3 separate regions of the Homo sapiens genome follow, and regions 1 and 3 are each linked to region 2. Evidence: chromatin loops called from intact Hi-C (ENCODE). Cell type or tissue: B cell. All regions are shown on one strand. Links, peaks and the distances in the headings refer to the core of each region. The heading gives the core; the rest is flanking DNA.

Region 1 (8,319 bases), core at 175-8,174, 110 kb before region 2:
AAGTGCTCCTGAGACCACACAAGTGACCACACAAGTCCCTAGGCTAGGTACTGCCTGTAACCTGCCTTATCTTCATGCCTTTATTGTGGTGGGACAGGTGGGTGGTGGGAGAAAATATAATGTTATGTTTCAATAAATAAAACCTTCCTTCATTCAAACCCCAAGTTAATACTCGCTTGACATTTTTGGAGCCAAAGAATCTAATCTTATCTGGCCGGGAAATTTAAACTAGTCTAGACCACACATAGCAGCCAAAATTTGGCAGGCTTATATATGGGCATCAAGCCATACTGACTATTTACATTTTCATGTAAATGCTCATGAAGACGAATTAATCCCTGCTGTGACTGACATCCTGCAGCAATTTCCAACACTGCAGAGAACATTAAAAAAATAAAAAAGTACAATTACTATTTGGTGTCTCTGACCAACAGCTCCCCTAAGATACTGAGCAGCTTCCTGAGGTGGAGGTTCTGATGGGAAATCTAGGGAGAAATGTTGAGCAGAAGGTACTGAGTTTTATTTATTCCTATCAATAAAGTAGGAGAGAAGTGGCTTAGCAAAGAGAAGCAACCATACTAGGGGGCTTAAACAATGAACGGAAATGCCTCATGTGGCAGCATGGAGACAATGTGAACACATCTGGCAGCTCTTTGTGGAGGGAGTGGTTGTTAAGAGTGGGTTATAAAAAGTAGCTCTTGAAGGTAGAGCCTCTGGCTCAGTGGTGTCTGAGAGAATGTCCCACAATGATGAAAATGTTCAGTATCTGTGATATCCAATACAATAGCCACTAGACATGTGGCTTTTGAGCACTTAACATGTGGCTAGTAAGGCTAAGAAACTAATTTTTAATTTAATGTTAATCTCAGTAGTCACAAGTGGTTGGAAAAGCCTTTTCAAGTATAAAGTTTGATTTTTCTGATTAGAAAAGTGACACATGTTTGTGACAGAAAACTTAGAAAGCCCCAAAAAGTATATACCAAAAAAAAAAAAAAAAAAGCATTATCTATAGTAATACCAAGAGAGAACCACTGTTGGCACTTTTTGCTCTATTTCCTTTATCATCTGTGGACATATGATTAGTGATTTTCCAGTACAGTTTTGTATCCTGCTTTTATTACTTAATATTATATGCTAGCAATTTTCCCATGAGAGACATCTTCAACTATAATTGATCATATTTTAGGCCCTGAAACAAATCAGACCACATCTCATCTCTGACCAAATTAGAAACAAAGAGAAACCCTAAAACAAAAATGAACCACCCAACACCCTATAAACTAGAAGCAAAAGTTCTCTGGACATCAACAAGGGATGAATAAATAGGACTGGCAGAGACATGTGGCTATTTTTGCCACATCCCCAGTTACCCAGCATAAGGCAATTCATTGGAAATAATCATGTTTCTTTGCTATTTTTCCAATTGACACTTTAGAATACATCTGCCAAGTCTCCTAAAATGATATCTGGCAGGCCCTCCCACTAATCTCTGAGCCTTTGCATTATCCTGAACAACCACCAACAGCCGATGCCACCCTGGACACACATATACTTGTCATCTGAACTGGCAAAGCCCCATGAATGCACACTCCAGCTACTCTTGGCAACATGTACACCCCCTCTGCCCCTCTGCTGCCATGGTGGGCTTTTTTTTTTTTTTTTTTTAAGACGAAGTCTCGCTGTTGTGCCCCAGGCTGGAGTGTGATGGCACGATCTCGGCTCACTGCAACCTCCGCCTCCTGGGTTCAAGCAATTCTCCTGCCTCAGCCTCCTGAGTAGCTGGGATTATGGGCACCTGACACCACGCCTGGCTAATTTTTGTATTTTTAGTAGAGATGGGGTTTCACCATTTTGGCCAGGCTGGTCTGGAACTCCTGACCTCAGGTGATCCACCCGCCTAGGCCTCCCAAAGTGTTGGGATTACAGGCGTGAGCCACCACGCCTGGCCCACAGTGGGCTTTAATCCATGAAGGGCTCTCTAAGCAAAGAGAAACGGTTGTCTTGGATGAAAGATGACAGGGCTGCTGACACATCATATCAGTAGTAATCCCAGTAGGTCAGTAATCTTAGTAGTGACCCATCAGTAATCTCTGTAGGTCAGGCTGGGAGGATTCTAGGGATGATGTCTTTTACAGGTGGGGAAACTGAGGCTCAGAGCCATTACATGCCTTGCCCCATGTGGTAACTAATGTGGTAGCATAATAGTGGAAATGCCATTGTAAAGGCCAAACTGTCAGCTTCACAGGCTGCAGCTCTTTCTTCTATAATGGCTGAGTCCACATCAAGCCTTCTGGCTGAAGGCCAAGGAAGCCGCCTGACAAGAAGCAACCCAGAGGCCTCTGTACAGATGATGTTTCAAAAGAAAAGGTCCTTTCAAAAGCCCCACAATGGCTCTTCATTGCTGGCTACTTTAGGGAGTAGCTCTGGCTCATGCGAGAGGTTCTGCTTCTTTTCACAGTCCTGACTTGATCTTACCATTGCAGGCCAACCTTGGCTGCTGCACTCACCCAAGCAACTCTGAGAGAAGTGTATGTGTGGCCTGGCTACCTCTTAGGGCAACATGAGGTCAGTGTATTCTGGGGCCTGGATAGGCTTGTGGCTGGGCCTTTATGAGACAAGGCTTTCCAAATCTTTGGTCTTCAAATTGTTCTAAAAAGCACCCGTTTTTAGAGGATAGTTTTGGTGGTAGAGCCTACCATAAATCTCAATCATTAGCCAAGAGGCACCTACACACTGGGGGTGGGACATGCACTTTGGTGTGACAAAATGGCAGTGATAAGGGATGGAGAGGAATGTGGTTCAGATGTTGAGAAACTGCCCATCACATCTGCTGGAAATAATAGTAACAAGTCTGGCCAGGTACCATCTGTAATCCCAGCACTTTGGGAGGTCAAGGCAGAAGGATCACTTGAGCTCAGGAGTTCCAGACCAGCCTGGGAAACGTAGTGAGACCCTGTCTCTACAAAAAATTTAAAAATTAGCCAGGTGTGGTGACATGTGTTTGTAGCCCCAGCTACTTAGGAGGCTGAGGTGGGAGGATCACTTGAGCCCAGGAGGCTAGAGGATGCAGTGAGCCATGATCACACCAGCCTGGGTGACAGAGTGAGACCCTGTCTCAAAAAAAAAAAAAAAAAAAAGTAACAAGTGTGAGGAGATGAAATAATATATGTCAAGAGGAACTAACAGATTATCTGGAACTGAAGAAATGAAGTTATTAATTATTTCTTGAAAATGCTTGTGCGTCATGCACATGGTAAGAATTCCACGAAGGGGTGTCTGTCATATGATGATGTGGGAGGATGAGGAGCAACAATGAAAAGGACTGCACTTCCTGTGTGTGTGTGAAGCCCTCCCATATGGAGTTTCACTTCCTTCCCACCTCCCTCTCCATGCGGCAGTGGTGGCTGTGTGGTTTGAGGCCAGGGTGGAGGCATGAGGAAAATAGAAAAATCTAGAGACACATCACATCACAAAGATGAGCAGTGCTGCCCAGAGTGTGTTCCATGGATCATGATATCTCTAAGATGTCAATGAGTGATAGCAAAAGAAAAAAGTCCAGTAGCCAAATGCAGTTAAATTGGGCGGGCTACACAAAATTGAACAAGTTTCTTTACTGGATACCTTCTCAAAGGCTTTGATATGCTATTGTACACTGTAAATCTTCAAGGGTGGAGACGATGTAGTATTTTGTAAACTCATTTGACCACAGAAGGAAGTCTGTTTTCACTGACCATCACTCAGGACTGGCATTTTGAGGAGCTCTCTTGGCAAACACTGATCTTCAGATTTTTCTCCTTTTTGCTTTACTTCCCCACCCCACTGAGCTAACTCCCAATCCTAGAGGAGAAGAGATGAAGTGCTAAAAATGGTAATTCTCACATTTGAGGGTAATTGTCATCTAGGGTCTTTTCCCTCAACGTGTGGTCTGGGAACCAGCAGCATCGATATCATCTGGGAGCAAAATGAACATTCTCGAGTCTCCTCCTCTCAGATGTACTGAATCAGAACTTGCATTTCAGCAAGATCCCTGGTGATTCACATGCACATTAAAGTTTGAGATGCAGACTGAGGGTGCTTGGTACTAGGCACTAATCTTAATAATTCTGATTTAGTGTATCTGGGGTGAGGCCCAAGAATGTACTTATGAAGTACTTCCTCCAGGAGATTCTGATGCACGTGTGTGTGTGTGGACTCCTGAGAAACCCCTATGGTCCAAGCACCCTGCTATAAGGTAACAGAACAGCTCTGTGGTAACATTGGTTTTCACAGCAGCAGCTCTACAAGGTAGGTGGTGGTATAATCACTTTCATTGTTAGAAACAAGAAAATGGAGCCTTGGAGAGAGAATGAGAAGGTCCTGGACCAAGGTCACCCAGGGGTTAGCAGGTGCATTAGGGTAAACAAGTCCCCTCCTGTCTGTCCTCCCCACCTCACGAATCTCTGTCCTCCCCCTGCCCTAATCAGCTCTTCATTCACAACTACTGCATTGCTAACAGCCCTCTCTGAGTCTGCTTTTGTTTTCAGTGAAAGGCCAACAAAACACTGCGGGCTATTCGTGCTTGCTAATGATAATTCTGATTAGCTTAATTGTGTCAGCTGACTCCCTGGCAGCCAAGGGCCAACAGCAGCCTGCTTATTCAATCAGGGCCTGGCCCATTTTCTAATTATCAGCATCATTTGGGCTGTTTCCTCCAACAAGGAACTTGCTTCAGTTCAAGTTATCTTCAGCTGTTGCATTTACATGAGCAATGGATGATCTGTCACGTCTGTGTCTGTGTCAGTGTGCCAGGCTCCCCCTCCCTGCTGGAGACCAAGTGAAATGGCATGTGTTTGCCTGGGTTCCCAGGCTGCCAGCCATAGCGGCTGAACAGCAGGTCCCAATGGGAGCCATGAGGCAAGCTCTGGGGGTGGATGGATGTGCTGGTCTTCACCAGGCTAGCCAGGGTGACCTCTTCCCAGCTTCTGAATTCCAAACTGTATTCCCACTCAGAGGCCTGATAGGGTGACCAACCGTCCTAGTTTGACAGACACCAAGAGTTTTCCTAGGACATGAGAATTTCACTGCTAAAACAGAGAGGGTTGGTTATCCTTTGCCTGACACACCAGGGCACAAAAGCAGTGTGAGAGGATTCAAGATTTCCTGGGTGATCTATCTGGAATTTGGAACAGAGAATGACTAAGAGTTGAGGCCTCGTCTTTCTCTGTGAGACCTAAAGCTTATGATGCATCCCTGCTCTCTGTCTTATTTTGCTTTTAATGTCTATTGCTAATCTGACAGGATGAAGCATTAGTCCCAACATGGAAATGGGTAAGTGGAGGTCTGCATGCATGTTCTGAGATAAGGGGCGTATTGAAGAGAGTGACCAGTGTGTAATCCCTTTGAATGGAGGTGCATCATCCTTAAAGTACTCTCCCCAATTCAAAAACATATTAAGCATTTATTAGGTACCAGGAACCCTAAGCAATGCAGGAATATGTCCTTTATATTCCCAGCCCTCAAAGAGTTGACAATCCCATGGGAGTGACTGATACAAATACAATTAACTACATTTGCTAGGAGTCTACCTAGGGAATCAATCGTTAAGACAGAAAAGAGGTCATGGGAGCTAGGGAAGACAGAATTCAGGAACATCCACTAACTACAGCCCAGCTACTGTTACAGTCATTGTCTCACTTAGCTAACATTTCTTAAGCACTTCCACGTGACTAACCCATTTAATTTTTATAACTCTTATTATTATACCCATGCTATGGATGAGGAAAATGAAGCTTTGAAAAGCCATATATCTTGCTCAAGTTTGCACGTTAGTAAATGCAGGGTCCAGGGTTGGAACCCACAGAGTCTAAGACTTTTCTTAGGCACTGTATGATACTGACTCTCCTACCCCAGTAGGGTGCTGCATGGATCCTCAGCACAACCTGTGTGGTAGATACTCAGTCCACGTGAGACAAAAGCAACAAAGAGATGTGTGGCTGTGCATGGTGGAGGCAAGGCAGAGGGAAAGATGAGGTGGTGGGGGGGTCTCAGAGTTCCATACTGTGGAATCCCAAGGCATGACACCAAGAATGTCCCACCGGTGGCGTGGGAACTCTGGGAATGCCAATGTTCTAAGGGAAACTGGCTGGACAAATGCTGCCCTTCTGGCCCCAGCTGCATTCAATTCTAAAAAATGTACAACTAGAATGTGAAGCCAAATGCCTGACTCCTTCATCATCCTTTGAGGGTCAAAAATGGGTGACATTTATTATTTTATATTTTTCAGACTGTATTGTAAATTTCTTGAGAGCATAGTTTTTTTCTTTTTCTTCTTTTTTTTTTTTTTTGAGACGGAGTCTCGCTCTTTTGCCCAGGCCGGACTGCAGTGGCGTGATCTCGGCTCACTGCAAGCTCTGCCTCCCGGGTTCACGCCATTCTCCTGCCTCAGCCTCCCGAGTGGCTGGGACTACAGGCACCCGCCACCGTGCCTGGCTAATTTTTTTTTGTATTTTTCGTAGAGACGGGGTTTCACCGTGTTAGCCAGGATGGTCTCGATCTCCTGACCTCGTGATCTGCCTGCCTCGAGAGCATAGATTTTTTATGCACATAGAATATCTGAGCAACTTGAGTTGTATATATAGAGTATCAATATATGCAAATCAAATAAAAATGTGTTGACTTGACATGTTATGCCTGATTTGAATAGGTGCATTGCAACAGTATTAGCAGTTAGGCATCCTAGCACTGTCAACTGTTGAAATGGTCATTTCGGCAATAGCAATCCACAAGCCATAAACAATCTACTCTTAATGGACACTGCATGTGCTAAGTATCCAGAGCCTGATATTATATGATTCGCCTCAGAAACATTCTTAATATCTATTTCTGTTCCTTTATAGGGTTTGGTTAGTGTAAAACAAATATATATGTTCAGACAATTAAGCATTTAAAAAGTATGAATATTTACAAGCATTAAAATGAATTTCCCTATAATTATAATTAACACATAAATGTAGGAAGTATACTATTGCAAGCAAGATTTAAAGAAATATAAACTTCTGGGGAAAAAAACCTGGTACCTTTCTTGCTCAATTAAACTGTTAAAAATGTCTGGTTAACCTAATTTTCTCCCAGGCCCCCAAAGAGGCCCTTGTCTAGGATATTGACATGTTTGAGGCCATTCTGTGACTCTGAGACTTCAAGTTAGTTCCTGGCACTGCCTTGGAGCCCTTTCTTCAATTATAGAAAATAACTGAGTTTTCTGATAGCAAAGAAAGCCTTTCTCTACTTGATAACTTACACTCAGCTTTTTCCTACAATGTTGTCTTTATGCTTTCAGGCATAAAGGAGAAATTGACTTTCAGCTCTGTCGTGGTGTTTCTGATCCCTTAGCTCTGTGAAACCAAAAGTGTGAGTGCTTCCACAGCCTCTTCCTTCTTGTGGGCCTTTGGAGAAGTTATTTTCCATTGACCTGAACATGACTATAGAAGAGAACTGAACTGAAACCATCCAGGAGATTGCAGTGGTTTCTTCTGGGTCTTCATTTACGTGGCCCTTGTCCATCTTTCCTCTCTGTCCTTGACATTTTCTGAAATTAACTTTATCAATTGTTTCTAGTCTTAACTCCCTTGAGCTGTTTGCACAACCTTATCTTCCCATAGTGGCTGTTTACCCAAAACAGCCTTTATAAAACTCAGCCATCGATGAATTCTTTCCATACTATTTGTCCAACTGCATTCAGAGACAACTCGGTTCCTGCCCCTGAGAGCCTTCTAGAAATCTCTTGTGAAAGAAAATGAAGAAAATAGGCTCTTTTTAAAGTAAAGATGTGAGCCATCTCAAGTGTAACCCAAAAAGTCTTGCTTTGTTCCAGGACTACTGAGTAATGCAAATATATATATATATATATATATATGTGTTTTTTTTTTTGCCATATATTCTCACAGCAGAATAATAAATTTCAAGGTGAAAAACACTAAAGGTGATATGTGAAATTCACCATCTTCTTTGCCAGGTACAGGTACTGTACTGTATTAAACATATCTTTTATTTTTTGTGTTTCGATTCTCTAACATCAAAGGGGCCTTGTTGATCCTGGAGGGACTGCCCCTCCCAGAGCTAGCCAATTCCTAGTGATGGTAAACAATTTGCGCTCAAGCTGTTTACACAACAACCAATACAAACCAATCCTGCAGAGCCTGCACCCCAAATACCTCCTCCATCAGGGTCTCACACTAACCACCCCAGGCCAAGGTATCAGATAACTAGGAATAACCCCTAGGCTCCAGAGATTATTCAAATTAGCCAACCCTAAACCTGCTTACCCTGTCTGGCCCTTTCCTT
Region 2 (8,319 bases), core at 126-8,125:
TCTTGGCTGTGCCCACTCTCCATCCAGGTATATGGGCATGGGGGTTAAGCCACTGCCCTGTGACTCTGTACTGTTGATGCAAACCATGCAAATAACTAAAGAAGAAAAGGCATCACACTTGTTTTGTTCATGGCCTTTGTCAAATCTCTACTGGCTCTTCTTTGTGTGATCATAGGCTTAGTGGACCTTTCCAAGGTGTTAAGGATGAACATGTTGATCAATGGCCTGATCCTATCCCACGTGTGCTAGCTTTTAGAGCCCCACCCCCCAACAACTCCTATTAAGTAGGCATGGGGACACTTCCCCCATCCTTCTAGATACAGATGATGGAAAAGGGGTGGCTATCACACCAAGCTGGCTAATAAGAATGTCTCTCCTGGGAATTTGGAATCAGGACTCAGCCTTGGTTGGGCATTAGTGATGTGGCATTGGGTGAGAAGTGATGAAAACTGGGTCTGGTTGAATCTTGCTTGGACCGTGTGTAGTGCAGTTGAGAAAGCTGGTCTGCAGAGCCACGGAGGAAGAGGAGGAAAAGGAGAAGGTGGAGAAGGTGGCTGCCAATACACAGAGAAACAGAGACAAGAGCCTAAGTGGCCACAGAGAGAGGAAGACAAGAGAAAAAGAGAGACAGTGAGAAGAACTAATCCTGATAATCTTCTAGAAACTGGTTCCAATTCCTTTTGAAGCCTAGCTATGCTTCATGCCTTTTGGGATCCATTCACATTTCCTGAATTAGTCAAAGCCTTACTGTATTTCAGCTAACTTGAGTTGGTTCTGTTTCTTGCCAAACATTCCTAACTATGACAGTATTTGTCACCTTCCAATGTGCCGTCCTTTATACCCTTCATCTCACACTTTAGACAGCACTTTGAGGCAGAACTGTCCAATAGAACTTTCTGTTTCCGTGATAATGCAAATGTGTTATATCTATGGTGTTGAATATGGTACACACTAGCCACATGTGGCTATTGAGCATTTGAAATGTGGCTAATGTGACTGAGGAACAGAATTCTACATTTTATTTAATTTTAATGAATTTAAACTTAAATAGGTGCTCACAGCTACCACACTGGATGGCACAGCTCTGAAGTCTTCGATGCCCTCTTCTCCACTAACTTGTTGATCCTCACGAAAATCTGCTGAGGTTTATAGATTTATAATAGGTCTAATAGATTTATAGTGGGTATCATTCTTCCTGGGTCTCCAAGAGATACAATTACTTGCCTAACAAGATCCCATAGCTAGCTGGAGCATGCTGTTAGATTGAAATCCAGTTTGTTGACTCCTAGCAAATGCTTTCTCTACATGGCCATATATTCCCAAAAGTAATGGACTTCGACTTGTCTTTCCTACTGGTTTACAAAGCTTGTTTTCCCCAAAGCTTCTATCCACATATTCCCCAAAGACTGCTGTATAGATTGGTCGGAGGTGAAGGCTATGTTCCGTGGCCTTGAAATAGAGAGGAGATAACTGATCCACTCATAGGTCAAGCCCCAACAAAATGAGCCAACAGCTGTGGCCAGATTCAGAAGAGCCCAACACGGAATCTGTTAAAATGGGCTTGGAGCATGATCCCACTAACTGTTTTTTCCCTGCCTGTAAGGGGTTCTGCCATTCCACACTCAAACAGGGCTTGATGGTACTTTCAACCTTAAGTTATTGAGGCCAATATACCTAAGACATCCTGATTCCCCCTTATCAACTCTGCTCTTCGCTCAGAATTGCTAACCAGGCGGTGGAATCCCCGCCCCACCCCCAGTCCCAAGGCCTCTGGCTCTCTGCCTGCTCACTTCCTCCCTCTTAACCCCACCCTCTTCCTAACAGGTTTTCACTGAAATGCCATATCCGCAAGGTGGGTTTTTTTTTTCCTATTCACAGGACATTGACCTTTGACCCACTCCCCACCAAAGAGATCCATGTGGAAAAGCAGGTCACATGAAACTTTCTGCCTGAGACAGTCTGTGAAATCACACTTCTGGGTACCCTGGAATAGCACCTGTAAGGATATCAACACAGAAACTCTGCAAAGTCTAGGGAAAGAATGGAGTGATCTCTTTTCCTAAAGAATACCTTCCTAAAAGAGACTTAGCTTGCCTGAAAACAGGCTTAAGAAACCTGAGGGTTTTAGAAGGAAATTTCCAAAATAAAAGAATGAGCTGAAGGTTGGAAATACAGAGAAAGGGTGGTGAGGACTTGTTTTTTAAAAAAACAGACAATAGTCCTTCTATGTCTCAAATGCTTAATTGCTGACAGTAAAACAGTAACCACCAAACAGCTGCCCCCTCATGTCTTGAACAAATGAGACTTGCTCTTCTATTAATCTGATAATGAGGGTACCATCAATGCCCACAGTCCTCAGAGCAACTTTCTTTCATGGCCATACATACCCTTGGTGCCACTAATCCTTCTGTTTTCCCTCAGCCAGGAGTGTCTGCTTGCATGGACACCATTGTGGAAACCTTCCTCCGCACCTGTGCCAGGCTCTTGTGGATGCCATCAACAAACCCCTCTGACACCTCTGACGGGAGCATGTGAATAACACCGAATAATCACAACAAATCCTCCTCATCATAAAGCCTTGCGTGGACTGGCACTCGCAAATATTTAAATAAATATTAAAACACTGTTGGAAATTTGGGAATTTTTCTTCTAGAGATACTCATATAACAAATTTGAAGATATGTTTTTTTTTTTTTTTTGAGACAGGAAGATCACCTGAACCTGGGAGGTCGAGGCTGCAGTGAGCCATGATCATGCCACTGCTGGAGTGGTGTGGTGTGATCATGGCTCACTGCAGCCTCGACCTCCCAGGTTCAAACGATCCTCCTGTCTCAGCCTTCTAAGTACCAGGGACCGTAGGTGCATGCCACAATGCCTGGCTAAGTATTTTATCTTGTATTTTGTAGAGACATGGTCTCACTTTGTTGCCTAGGCTGGTCTTGAACTCCTGACCTCAAGCAATCCTCCCGCTCTGGCCTGATACCAGTCTCTTGAACTGGAAGGACAGGTGGTATTATCTCCATTTTACAGACAAGGAAACAGAGACTCAGATCTCCTAGTGCTTGATTCAAATTTGTAAATGATTCTGACATGGTCAGACATGAGGCTGTCTCTTTAGGTCAAACTTTTGAATCTAAAATGAAGCTTTCTTAAGAAGAAATAGGTTGATCAGGTAGGCCCCCCCCCATGTTTAAAGACAATGGCAATCCAGGATGGATAATAACAGATGTATCATGCCACTGAACGACAGAACAAAGAGGCACCCATCTGTGTCTTTTCCTGAGTGTGAGATGCCATATTGGCGCAGGTACCTGAGAGTTTTGAAATTAAAAAGGGAACTGTAAATGCACCTGGACTTACTTTCCCAGCCCAGAGCCCCCTTGGGACCCCTGCCCATAATTTATGCTGTGGGCTAATCAAATAGTTAGAACAGTGCTTAGCCAATGTGAACTCAGGGATCTTGTTAAAATGCAGGTTCTGATTAGGCTGGTCTAACAGTCTCCCAGGTGGTACTGAATCTACTGGTCCATGGATGACACTCAAAGCATCAAGGCCTGATCTAACTAAGTGATCTTGTTAGAAATGTAGACTCTCAGGCTTCACCCCAAACCTGGTAGATCTAAGTGTGCATTTTAACAAAATCTCAAAAGTATATGATCTGAGAAGTGCTGGGTTGGAGGGCTGCCTGCCTGGCTGAGTAAAGGAATGAATAAACAAACTTCCATTTATTGTTTTGTCAACAGATTGTTTCATAAACAGTCTTCAGTTGAGTGTGGGTATGTTCGAGAAAAAAAAATGAGAGATACTGTTTTGAATACAATCGCCTTGACAGATGGTGACAATGACCAGGTCTTTTGATCTGGACTGACTTGTATAGCCCAGCACCCAGCACCTAGGAGGTCTCCAGTGAATACCTTTTCATAAATGCCAGGTAGAGGGCAGCTGCTGCTATTGCGGCCTCAAGCAGAAAGGTTTCTTTGGCTGAATAAACTGTAGCACTAGCAACAACACAGTGGTTATTTTCTGTCCTGTTTCAGTCTCCAAAAAAAAAAAAAAAAAAAAAAGTCATAAAGTTTTCCTTCTAAGTAGAAATGGAAAGTAAATTCTATGTCATGAACTGCACCCATGACAATTCTGGTTGTTAATAAATATTTGAAACCAATGGTTCATTTGATCAATAAACATTTACTAAAAGCTTTTTATGTGTCAGACACAGGGCTAGGCACTAAGGACATAGAGTTCATAAAAATGTGGTCCCTGTCTATGAAGAATTCACAATTTGGTATGTAGTTTTGAGGTTAGTTATTGACTTTTGCTTTTAATACTATAAAGTTCAATGCACCAACATGCATACTGATGTGACTCCTTCAGAGTATTACTTAGGTCAGGGATGAAACAGGACAATAAAGGGTGAGGTCTTTGGAAAGAGAAAAACAGAAATCTAAATAAATAGCACAAAACTGACAGAAGTTCCATGTGCTCTCCATATTTTCTGCCTAATAGATCAATTATAACAATAAAACATGTGCACTATAAAAACATGCAGAGAGAATTCGGCTGGGCTGCAAGGGAATGTTGACAAGGTAGCTAAGCAACGCACTGGCAAGGAAAGTTCTAATTTTTCTTTTCCTATTGATGTCTTTTGCCTCATTAGTTGAGAAATCAAAGAGTCCTTGCCAGGGATAAGGAAGAAATAAAACAACTCTCCCAGTCACTCCTGAGAGATCCATCTTCTCTAGCCAGGCCCACCTCTAAGAGACCTTGGTGGTACTGAAGGGTGAGGGGGTTAGGAAAGGAGAGGGACTGAAGCTGATACCAGTTGCAGGAAAGGCAGTTCAATATCTTATCTGTGAGGTGGAGGACTCCTCCTGGCAGGATCAGCTGCCAGGATGATTCATTTCCTATAGGAAGGCCATAAGAGAAATGCCCCAGAAACACCCCGCATGAAGGAGGTTTAGTGTCATCTTCATTGCCAGGCACAGAGCTGACTTAACTGAATGTTTGCTGAATGAATGAGTAAATGACAGTGAATTACGAACATTTTACATCACAGTGAAACCACAAAAGAGGAACCAAAGTGGATCTCCTGTCTTCAGTTATTTGGGGACTCTATGTCAATCTGTAAGCTCACTGCCAACTCACTGAGGCCGCTGGGATACCCTGAAGTAACAAGTCTGCCTCCTGAAAGGACAAGACTTCAGCTCAACTTTTCTTTCAAATGAGCTGCTCCATTCCTCTGTGTTATCTGAAATTCCACCTCTTCAGAATCAAAGAATGACCAGTCTGATTTCTCATTTTCCCACTATATTGTTCTCTTTATAGCTGGAATAGTCCTTGGAATCGTCCTCCCACTTCCCAAATATTGAATTAAAGTAGATTGGGTTTTTATTTTAGAGGGGTGTATGTATGTGTGTATCATAAAATGAACATCGTCTGACCTTTCCAGGATCCAATAAAGGATGTGCCTAAGATGCAATTCCATCAGCCCTTATGCACTGTTTACCTTATGCCTACTTAGTAGGTGCCATCTTTGCCCACAGGACAACCCCAGAATGGAAGAGATTCCTGCCTGAGAAGCAGCTTTGCTATTTTTTTCCCCAACGAATTCAACTCCTCAACTTTGAGCTGTCATATCACTGCATTTTGTTACATTAGTTGGGAGAAACCTTGCTGCCTCATTTTAATCTTCAAAGATATGCATGGTTTCAGAGCTTAGAATGCTCACATTATTTCTGAACACAGATGAAGTTAGTACAAATAGGTGTAACCGTACAGAAGTCTGTCACAGGACTATTCTGCTCATCTTCTAGCTCTTCAATGGTCGTTTGAATTGCATTCTTGCTGTTTCACAGGCTTATTGTTTTGGTCATCAGTGCAGACATTCTAGCATCAAATGTGTAAGTAAATAGTGCCAAAATGAAAGCATTACCTGTAACCTTATACACTGTAGCAGCAGCAACAGCTACAATAGATGAATGCACAGGTGTTTTCAGCAAAAACCTATAATGATTCATCATCATTCAGAAGAGGACACTTAGTGGTGAGAAAGAATGGAAAGAGTAAAAGAAAAGAGTGGGATTTGTTTGGTATGGTTTGAAACATTACCTACTGACAGTCCATGGAACAAAAGACAGAGTTTTAAAAAATGTTTTCTGAAATAAAGAGAATAATGTTCCTTCTGGACACCAGTACCAACTAGCTTAGATTCCCAACAATGACAAAGATGAAGACCTTTTGGTCAAACCTTGGGCAGGGTTGATCCAATCTTACTGCAGTTGTAAAAATAAATAGTAAAGTAAAATTATTACAGGATAAAAGCTCAGATGACCTATTTAATCTTATAAAGATTATAAATCTTATAATGACATCCTACTGATTATACTGATTTTTTTTAAAAGAAAGAGAAACTTCTCTAAGTCAGTGAGAGATTTGGTATATTATTTCCAGATATTTAGACTAGCTGGAAAATATTCATTTTTGTGGCTTAAAGAAAGACACGTGAATTGAAAAAAACAATATCTAAGTCAGGTGAGGGTAGAAGAATGGGGGATGGGATGAGAACTACAGATAAAGCTTAAGTTATAGCTGAAATAAAAAATTAAGGCAGGTAAAAAATGTAAGTATTTTTACTTTTTAAAGCATGAGTGTATATCAGCTGATATGATGTCACTCTGAACCTTGAACGGATATTGAGATAAGTATTTTTACTTTATAAAGCATGGGTGTATATCAGCTGATATGATATCACTCTGAACCTTCAGTGGATACTGGGATAAAGGTCATTGTCAGTTACCCTTTCTTTTTCTTTGAAACAGCGTATGTCAATCCTTTCTTGGAAAAGTCTTAAAGGAAAAAGGTTCAAATTCAAGGAAGTTGGATCCTGTAACTGACAACAGACTTGTTTACTCTTAGCCACTAAGTGAACTTGAGTCTCAAAGTCTGAAAAATTTCTAGCCCTAGCACCATGAGAACTTATGTATGACATCTGGAACCATTGCAAAAGATCTTTGCAGGAAGGTGGAGAACACAAAATGGGCAAGAAGACTGGAAATTCGAAAATACAGTTTGAATTTTCAAAAGATCATAAGTTTAAGTTTGACAGGGGATAGGTAAAATTAACACCAAGAGCAGGCAAGATTAAGAGGCACTAAAGCCCAGTGGCTAACAGCACACAGCTTTTGCAGGGTTGCTGCAAGAATTCAAACAGTTTACGTAAAACACTTAGCATTAGCAAGTACTGAATATAGTATAGTGGTTGTTGCTATCATCATGTTCATCATTTGAATCATATTATGATACAAGTTTTACTAGAGAGTCAGATTCTTGAGAGACCAGTCACCTAGAATCTATCTTAGGATGCCTAAAATTCTAATTATATAATATTAACAATGGTATTTATTAAGGACTTCCTATTTATTTTAGTTTTCACAACCTTATGAATAGGTATTATTATTATTATACCTAATTTACGCTTAAGGAAACTGAGACACAGTGAGATTGAAGCTATATCCTGATCACAGAACCAGTAAGTAGCCAAGCTGACTCCAAACCTCTTACCACCTACTTAAAAGTGCCTCTTTAGACAGTTGGGTAGTTAAAGAAAAAAAACAAAACAGAGGAAGTTCTGGGGTACACCTAAGGGGGTCAGGGAGGAAATGGGAGAAACAGAGACCTAGCCCTATGTACATTGTCATGTGCCACTCCAGAAGAGATCTATTTCTGGAAACTTCGCGGTCTAGATTCAAAAGACCTGGATTCAAATTCTGGCAATGACTTTAGCTGGCTATGTCTTTGAACAGACACTTTTTATGAATCTCAGTTTTGTCTTCTTTAAAGATGATGGTGGCTGGGCACAGTGACTCACGTCTGTAATCCTAACACTTTGGGAAGCTGAGCCAGGCTGATTGCTTGAGCCCAGGAGTTCGAGACCAGCCTAGGCAACATGGCAAAACCTCATCTCTACAAAAAATACAAAAATTAGCCCAGTGGGACACGCCTGTAGTCCCAGCTACTTGGGAGGCTGAGGTGGGAGGATCACCTGAGCCTGGGGATGTCCAGACTGCAGTGAGCCATGATTGCACCACCGTGCTCCAGCCTGGGCAGCAGCATGAGACCCTGTCTCAAAAAAAAGAAAAAAGAAAAAAATAATAAGGATAACGGTTAATGGTGCTTACCTTTATTGTAAGGTTACTGTGAAAATTAGAAGAGATATTGCCAGTGAAAGTGCTTCACAAATGGAAAACAATTATATGGTTATTGACATAGTGACTGATAAAAGAAACTATGACTTTTGACTTAATATCAAGAAATGATGTGAGA
Region 3 (8,319 bases), core at 210-8,209, 130 kb before region 2:
ATAAAACAAAATCAGAGTCATTTAGTTATTCTTTAATCATTATTACTTTAAAATACACTAATACATTCTTATCTACTTCCCTCCACCGACAAATATTTTGCTAAATTAAAAGGATCACTGGAAGTATTATGACCCCCCTCGTCACAGGTGGTCAGAACCACCACAGTTTTGTGAATGAATCAGAGAAGGCAACATTTCATCAACGAAAACTCATTTAGGTTTCAAAAGGCAGGATGTAGTACAGAATGCATTATTCTGACTGTCTTCTGGAATAGAAAAATTGGAAAGGATGAAAGAAGGAAGTTAGCTCCAGCTCCACTGTTACCTTGGCAACCGTGGCCCAATCACAGGGGCAGAAATTAATTTTGTGCCGTAACATAACGTGGCAGAGGAGTGGGGAGCGTGGAGTGGGGAGAGAATGACGGCTGGGTTTAAATGCTCAGAAGGCTAGTGGGGAGGGTTACAAGTCAGCCGTCTGGGTGTTAAATCTACACGTACCAAATAACCAATTGTACTTTTTTCACTGAAATGTTAGTATTATGTAGAGACAGCCACGACTCCCTGTCTTTAATAAAGAACAAACACTGCAGTAATCATGCCCAACGCTCCCGCTGATCATTCTTAGTTATTTAGGACTTTTATTTCTCTCTTCTGGGAAACAGGAAAGAATATCTTCCACTGAAGAGACAAGGAATGATGGTGGTTATAAAAAATACATTCTGATCAGGTGAACTGGTAACTTGTCAGCTTTACGCTAGTAACCAGTCTCTTCCCTGCAGTTAGAACGTGAAGACCCTGTTTGGGGCAGAGACAAGCCACCCCATGGAGTGTCCCTGATAAAACTATTTATTAGGGAAATGCTATGGACGCCTCGGCAGGGAGAGTAGGGAGGTGCAGGGGATGGGTAGGGGTTCAGGTGTCTCAGAGCTCCACAGCCCTGCACAGTGTTAAACCACAGATCAGAGCAGGAGCTTTTAGAGACCTGAAAGGAAGGCTTATTGCATAAAAACTTGCTGCACATCCAGAGGTCCAAAATTCACCCGGCACTTAAAAAACCAATCACAGAGAAGTCGGCCAGCTGACAAGACAGATAAGTGGAAAAATACGAACACGCATCTCAGTCTCAAAACCTGAATTCCAGTAAAGCTTAGGCGGCAGGTCACAGGCAGAACTGTGCCATGTGTGGAAGTGCAGAGGCTTCCTCGTGGACAATTCCCCAGCCAGAACGGTCAAGGGGCTGGTCCTTCTTTCACGTTGTGGTCTGCCTCGTCCACAGGTCTGGGCTAGCAGCACTCAGAAGGTTAAGAGCACACAAAGTGAGTGGGGAATGTCTCTCAGGAGTCACTGCTTGCCTCCACCTCTGCTGTTCCTGGGAGTAGGTGTGTCATTTCAGCCAGGGTGGTCCACCTCCTGCCCGCTCAGGGCACCAGGAGGAAACAGCTTTCCTTTCTTCCAAAGGGTGAGGTGGAGCATTAGTGACACATCCTGCTCGTCATTTCTTTCTGGAAAGCAAGGGGAAAAGGATGGTTAGGAGAAACTATAAGCAGAGCAACGATTTGGTGAAGGATCCTGAAAATGCTCTTGGAATCTCGAGAGCCTGTAAATGAAAGCTTGCAAGCATGGTCCATGAATAAGGCTTAGCATGAGGGTATGTTCCATCTGTTTGTTCTGCAGAATTTTTTTTTTCCATTAAGGCACTGTTTAAAAATTTGACTCATGTATCAAAATTCAGGTTGCTTGCTTGCTTTTTCTGAGAAATTGCAAGATTTGGAGCTTCTGAACAACTGGAGTTGAAGAATGGCTGTCCTCTTCAGCAGAAGAATTTGCTCTCCAGTTTGCCCCAGTCCTTGCCACTCCCACCTGACTTCCCAGCAGGAGCCATGTAGCACTTATGAACTGATACAGTAATTGGATTTGGACTGCTAGTTTTCTTCGAGTAGGGAAAGATTTAAGTTTCAATCAAAGATGGAAAAATAAAGGATAAGTGGGTATAAGTCAAGAAAAGCAGGAAGGAGGACATTTTTAAAAATAGAAATGAATAATACACCAAAGTGTCTGACATGCGTCACCTGCCTGGCTCTTGTGGGTATTTATAGATCCCGAATAGCCATCCTTTCTCTACCCCTGGGGCTCCGCACAGGTTGAGTCCCATGCCTATGGTCCGCTGCTACCACATCCTGCGCCTGCCCCTCTTCATTTGTCAAATTGCCACTCATTTTTCCACCTCAGGTAAGGTGACTTTTACCTGCTGGGAGACCTTCCCGCACTCCTGCCCCACTCGCTGTGGAGGTAGCCACTCTCTCCTCCTGTGCACACATTGATTCTTACATGCAGTGTATGAATTTGTACATCTCTGTGTGTGTGTGTGTGTACTGGGGCTCTGGACATGTCTGTTGGCCCTGCTAGACTGGGCGCTACTAAGTGCCAGGAAAAAGAAGCACTCATTGAATCGCCCCATGTGCTTTCATCTTTGTAGCCCCTGCCCCTGGCACTGTGCCAGGGTAGTGGCTCCTCTTTCATCTCCAAGGATGGTCTGAGGAGCAGGCTAGTAATGAGCCCTGTGCCATTTAGCATCTTGAGAAGACAAGTTTCATGTCACTTTAGTTAGATGAACGATCTTCCAAGTTCTACCTGCTGCAGAGCTGACTGCAGCTACTACATCTCTTGCATACTGACCTGGACTGCCACACCTTATATAATAGGAAACATCGAGAAAAAGGAGACTGAGTGTGGGAGTGCCAAGGTGTTCAGAGAAGCGTTCTATTCGAAAACCATACAGATGTGCTGGTTAAAGAAATAACAATAGACAAGGCAGAATCTAGGCACTTTTGCATCTCTATAATTATTAATACAGGAAGTTACAAATCTATGTGTATATCTAATTTTTTCAATTTTTAATTTTTTCGACAGGATCTTGCTGTTGCCCAGGCTGGAGTGCAGTGGCAACAGCTCACTGCAGCCTCAACCACTCGGGCTCAAGCTATCCACCCACCTCAGACTCCTGAGTAGCTGGGACTATAGGCACACAACACCACACCTGGCTAGTTTTTAAGTTTGTTGTATAGACAGGATTTCACCATGTTGCCCTGGTTGGTCTCAGACTCCTGAGCTCAAGCATTACCCATCTTGGCCTCCCAAAGTGCTGGGATTACAGGTGTGAACCACTGCACCCAGCTTTTGGCTTAACTCTTGATGACACAGACAAGGAAAACAAGATGGGAATACAACAAGAGCATGTGTGTGTGTGTTTGAGAGAGACAGAAAGAGAAGTAGGGAGAGAGAAAGTGTGTTCATGGGATAAACAGAATTTTAGCTTTATAACTTAATTATTTGCAATAGGTCTGTACTTTTGAAAAGAAAGAAGCTAGCTATAGTTAAATATCTATAAGATGCCAGGTGCTTTGGGGTGGTTATACCATTGCATCTGTATAACTCTAAGACAGGGAACTATGACCTCCAATGGACAGAGGAAGAATCCCAGTTTCAGAGCAGAAGCTATTTGCTCAAGGTAAATGGGTAAGGTACAGAATGCTCAACAGTAACCGCTGCTTTTATTAAACAGAGGCCTGCTGTTTGCCAGTCCCAGTGTCTACTGCTATACAGATATTATACTTTGTGAAGTAAGATTTGCCATCTCTACTGTATTGATGAGGAAAAACCCTCAGGGAAGGAGAGTACCTTACCAGGTCACATAGAAAGCTGCAGGTCTACGGTTTAAACTCAGGTCTATCTGACCGCAAAGGCTTGCTCTTTCTACTACACCATGTGATTGTAGGTTAAAGCCTCTAAGATAGTCTTATGAATATGCAATCGGATAATACTGGCATATATTAATTGACATATATAATTATAGGTGGTTGCAGTCATTCATGAATTTTCAAAATGCCAGATTTTTTTCTTTATCCAGACTGATGCCAGTTTGAATTATAGGTACAATGGGCAAATACTAGAACAATTATGCCACTGAGAGAGTATGGACACTAGAAATATGGCAGAGTTTTTTTTTAAGTAGCAGAGTAACAGTTTCAGAGAGGACAGGGTACTTATTCAAGGTCACTGAGATGCAGGATAAAAACTGTTTCCTGGGATGCCTCTTAAATTCATAAAGGGAATGTATGGTTGAAATAGCAGATCAGAAACATCAGGAAAGACATTTGAGTTGGATCCATCCTTCAAAGCTCTGCAAGACTCTGCAAGCTGTATTCTAGCACTTGCCCACTGGGTGGAGCCAATGAGCTGTTAAAAAAAAAAACTCGTTTAAATAAACAAATGGCAATGCTAGGTTCCATCGCTTTCTTCATCAGAGCCCTCCCGCAGGCTAGCAGGGCCAAACACATTCCTTCCTCTCTGAGAGTGTGGCCAAAATAGCTTCTACCCAGGGTGCTCTTTACAATGAATTTGCCATTGCTGGAGTTACTGAATGCCCTGTGTATTAAGGCAGGCCACTAAAGAACTCCAAAACGTGTATTAAAAGGCTTCCGCTGAGGTGATGAGAAGCTTCTGAGAAAGTTCCTGGTGACTGTGCTTGGCTTGTATATGAAGATTTTCAAAAACACCTGAATTTTTCAAAATGTGTTTTTAACAGAAGATCAAAGTAGAATCTTGGTTGTGGTCACTCGGTTTCATTTGTTTTAAAATAAAGCAGTAATTGATTCTATGAAGTCCCTGGTTCTCCACTGTCAACAAAACAAATTCCATCCTCTGAAGCCTGTCAAAGAAAGAGGACCCATCGCCCCCTGCTCACCTCCTGCTGAATTCCCTCCCACTCACCACACCAGCCAGGCAAACTAGACTTCTCCAGGTCTCCAACTGGCCAGTTTCTAGTGGTTTCTTTCTTATATCTGGTAAATATTTTCTGCCCTTCTCTGCCTGGCAAATTTTGACATCCTTTAAGATGCAATTGTCAGCTCCTTTCTTGGGTATCTCCATCACTTTGCACACATTTGCATTCTATCACATTGGAATTCATCATTTCATTTTTGCCTGAATCTGAGAAGAACATTAATATTTTTTAGTATATTAATGTATGATGCATATTTTATTCAAATTGTATAACAGGATGTATGGTTTGATCCAGTTATTTTGAGAAAAAATATAAAGAAAAATATGGGTCCAACATGATAAATTTATCTTTGGGTGAATACAATTGTGTATGTTTTCTGTTTCTAATTTTTTTGTCCTTTGCGGAGTCTGAAGTTTTAGATATTTTTGATATGCATGAATTTTTTTCTAAGAAAACAAGACCGGTTATTTAAAAAACAAAAAGGAAAGTAGACAGAGACTCCAATCTGAAATCATATTTCACTTTAGAAATGAAGTTAAAATGACATTTGCCTAGTTTTTGTGGGGACGGTGGGGGTGGATGAAATCAGCCTGTCTTTTACATAAGATACTCAATTTTTTCTGTTCTGATCTAAACACTTTTTAAATTTAAATCTTCTTTATGTACTTGTTAGCAGTTGGAAGAAGTTCTTGATAGCCATTGAACAAACTTCCGTGAACTCTAAGTGTCAAATCTTAGTCTAACCTCAGTGTACCCATTTTTATAACTGGTAGTCAGTGGAGGATAGGGAATAATGATCCAGAGAAGTAAAATGACTTATTCCAAGTCACACAAATACTCTCTGACTTAGGCAAGACTACAAAGAAATCAACGCTCTCAGTTTACTGCACTACATCATCACACATTTTAGTAATCTAATATTCTTTTTTTTCTTTTTCTTTTTGAGATGGAGTCTCGCTTTGTTCCCCCAGGCTGGAGCGCAGTGGCGCGATCTCGGCTCACTGCAAGCTCCACCTCCTGGGGTCACGCCATTCTCCAGCCTCAGCCTCCTGAGTAGCTGGGACTACAGATGCCCGCCACCACGCCCGGCTAATTTTTTGTATTTTTAGTAGTTAGCCAGGATGGTCTCGATCTCCTGACCTCGTGATCCGCCTGCCTTGGCCTCCCAAATTGCTGGGATTATAGGCATGAGCCACTGCGCCTGGCCCAAGAAGCTAATTTTCATATGGAACATATGAAGAAGAACACTTGATGTTTACTAGGGGACAGTCATCATGCTTGCACAGCAATTTTAATAAGTTAACTCTAGGAATTATGAAACAAGCGCCAAAAAGCAGTGACATCATCACAGAGTCATAGGCTGCTGTTATAGCTGGGAGGAAACATGGGTGTCACCTACTCCAACACTTTAATTTCGGAGATGTGGCAACTCAGACCATCGGAAAGTAAGTGACTTCCCTAATGCGGCAAAACTAATTAGTGGCAGAACTGGACTGCTGGCCTGTGGGCTCTCTGACTTCACATTGATTCGAAAGAGGCAATTTGTGTACACAGGATTTCTTAGAGCTGGCTTGATGTGCTGCAGGTAAAATCTTTATCATCTCATGATGCTCCTAAACTCCATTAATGGCTTTCAGTAGTTTTCAAACCAAGTCTCCACTGTAACATACGATGCTGTTCCTGATCTAGACTCTTCTCAGGCACTCAACCTCATCCCCCATCGGTGGCCGACGCTCCTTCTCTCCCATGGAACACACAACGATTTCCATACACATGCTCCTCTCTTCCCAGAACACCCTTCTCCCATCGCCAACACCCTTTAACGCTCTTGACCAGTTGTCATCTCCTTAGGGACACATTCTTCTACCCTCCCACCCTGTCCCCAAGGAATCCTAGGTGCTCCTCTTCCAGATTCCCTCAGTGCCCATGACACCTTTCACACTGTTGTGCGACCGTTTATCACATTCCTGGTTTCAGCACCAGGCTGCTCTTGAAGAGAGAAAACCTATCTGGTATTTGTGTAGACCCTGGTGCTCAAGACCTGGCACATACTAGGTGCTTAAAACATATTAAATTAAACTGAAATCCAATGAAAAGGAACACTTATTAGGTCTACAGACCCAAGTAAAATGAGAGGTGGAAGGAAACACGCATTTCATACCTACGATGGGGAAGGCACTTAGACTTACCTTGTGCACTTTCTCACAACTCTATGAACTAGGCATTACTTTTTCTAATTTACAGATGAGGAAAAGGAGGCCCAGAAATTTGAACTAACTTGCCCAAGTTCACCCAGCTAGTCAGTGTAACAATAATGATTTAGTGGACTCAAAAACAAAAACAAGCAAACAACATTCTGCTTTCATTACTCTGCTGGAGGGAGGAGCAAAAGAAAAGGAGTGAGTCTTTTTGTTTCTGTTGTAAAATGGATAAGGGGGGGGAAGAGCTACCACAGCAGCATTTCAAAACCCATGTCTTCTTTTAATTACCAGCTTCCTGCTAACTCTGAGACACCAGGAGAAAGGGGGAGGAAGAAATACTTGAAACAAAAAATAATCAAGGAAGAAAAGCAGTATGAAGAGATGTAGAAGGCTCCGCAGTGTGGTAAGGAGCAGGAGGACCCTTGGTGCTGGAAACTTTGGAAAAATGACTGTTATATACGTGAACTCCTGCCCCTAGTAACCACCATTAAACAGCCAACGGGTTAAAGCAGGGCAGTGAGCAGTACGCCTCTCTCAGGGCCACATCTGACATTATGTTGTGTACTTCTCACTAACCATTTTAAAGCCGTTGGATGTTTAATGGTGGCTACTAGGGGGAGGAGTTCACGTATATAAAGGAAATTGGGCTCTCTAATACAGCACGCCCGCACACGTGTATACTCATGCGTACACACCCCTGAAGTAATGGAAACAGAACGGAAAGTAGGAGAGATTCATCTCCCCCAGCACCTTTTCCAATCATGCAGCTTCATCAATACATTTTAAAGGTAAAATCAAATGTGATATTGCTGAAAAGACACGAGGAAAGCTGCGAGTCCCCCGGAAAAGGCCGTCAAAGGGTATTGCACGTTTCACAAAGTGCCTCCCTGCCCATTAATCAGCAGTGCAGCCTCAGTCCCAGCTACCGGCCCCGTGCCCGAGCTTGGCCCTGTGGCCTGCCGTCAGCCCCATCTCCACTCAGATGGGACATACCTGGAAAAGTGGCTTGAACTGCAGCAGAAGTACAGAAGCCACATTTCTGGCTGGGCTGGGGGTGGACAGCACCAAAACCCTACAACCGGGAAGAGTTTCATTCCCCACAGCAAGGCTAAGGCCCTCTAGGGGTAGAGGCCAGGTCAGAAAGAGGGCTTTCTGGAAGCCTTTCGTCTCACAAATTCCACTTCTTAGAGACTTAAAAATCTCCAGATTGTACCCATATTTCATTAGTTTCTTCTGTGATGGCTGTGGATTGAGAACACTGACCATCTTGAAAATTCCCTCTCTCATGGCTTTCCCCTGCCCTTCCTGCCTCCATTCCAAACAGCTGTGCTGGCG

What was found. Peaks named below come from ENCODE experiments on the same cell type or tissue, not always from the same donor. Only the 100,000 strongest peaks of a DNase experiment are listed, where the experiment ranks them.
Region 1: a loop joins it to region 2, with 2.3 times the contacts of the local background. A loop is called at or near these places in 4 of 110 quality-filtered maps.
Region 3: it touches region 2 in a loop (2.5-fold over the local background); 9 of 110 quality-filtered maps call a loop at or near these places.

Annotation. Positions count from the first base shown.
Region 1 is chr9:27,349,255-27,357,573 of GRCh38, forward strand. All of the region lies in intron 3 of MOB3B (MOB kinase activator 3B), which reads right to left. Among named protein-coding and RNA genes, the nearest start is that of EQTN, 56 kb to the left of the region's middle. RefSeq lists an enhancer at 4,358-5,339. In B cell, for the core only: a CTCF peak has its summit at 4,835; DNase peaks (open chromatin) are centred at 3,387, 4,216 and 4,767; H3K27ac peaks cover 3,111 bases.
Region 2 is chr9:27,455,835-27,464,153 of GRCh38, forward strand. The region is part of intron 1 of MOB3B (MOB kinase activator 3B); the gene reads right to left. Among named protein-coding and RNA genes, the nearest start is that of IFNK, 64 kb to the right of the region's middle. In B cell, for the core only: no CTCF peak of the experiment used is centred there; DNase peaks (open chromatin) are centred at 1,837 and 5,057; H3K27ac peaks cover 1,608 bases.
Region 3 is chr9:27,329,115-27,337,433 of GRCh38, forward strand. MOB3B (MOB kinase activator 3B) reads right to left here. Exons shown (of 4, transcript NM_024761.5): 4 at 1-1,502. The coding sequence ends at 1,473. Among named protein-coding and RNA genes, the nearest start is that of EQTN, 36 kb to the left of the region's middle. In B cell, for the core only: CTCF peaks have their summits at 4,195 (motif pointing right) and 4,396; a DNase peak (open chromatin) is centred at 4,257.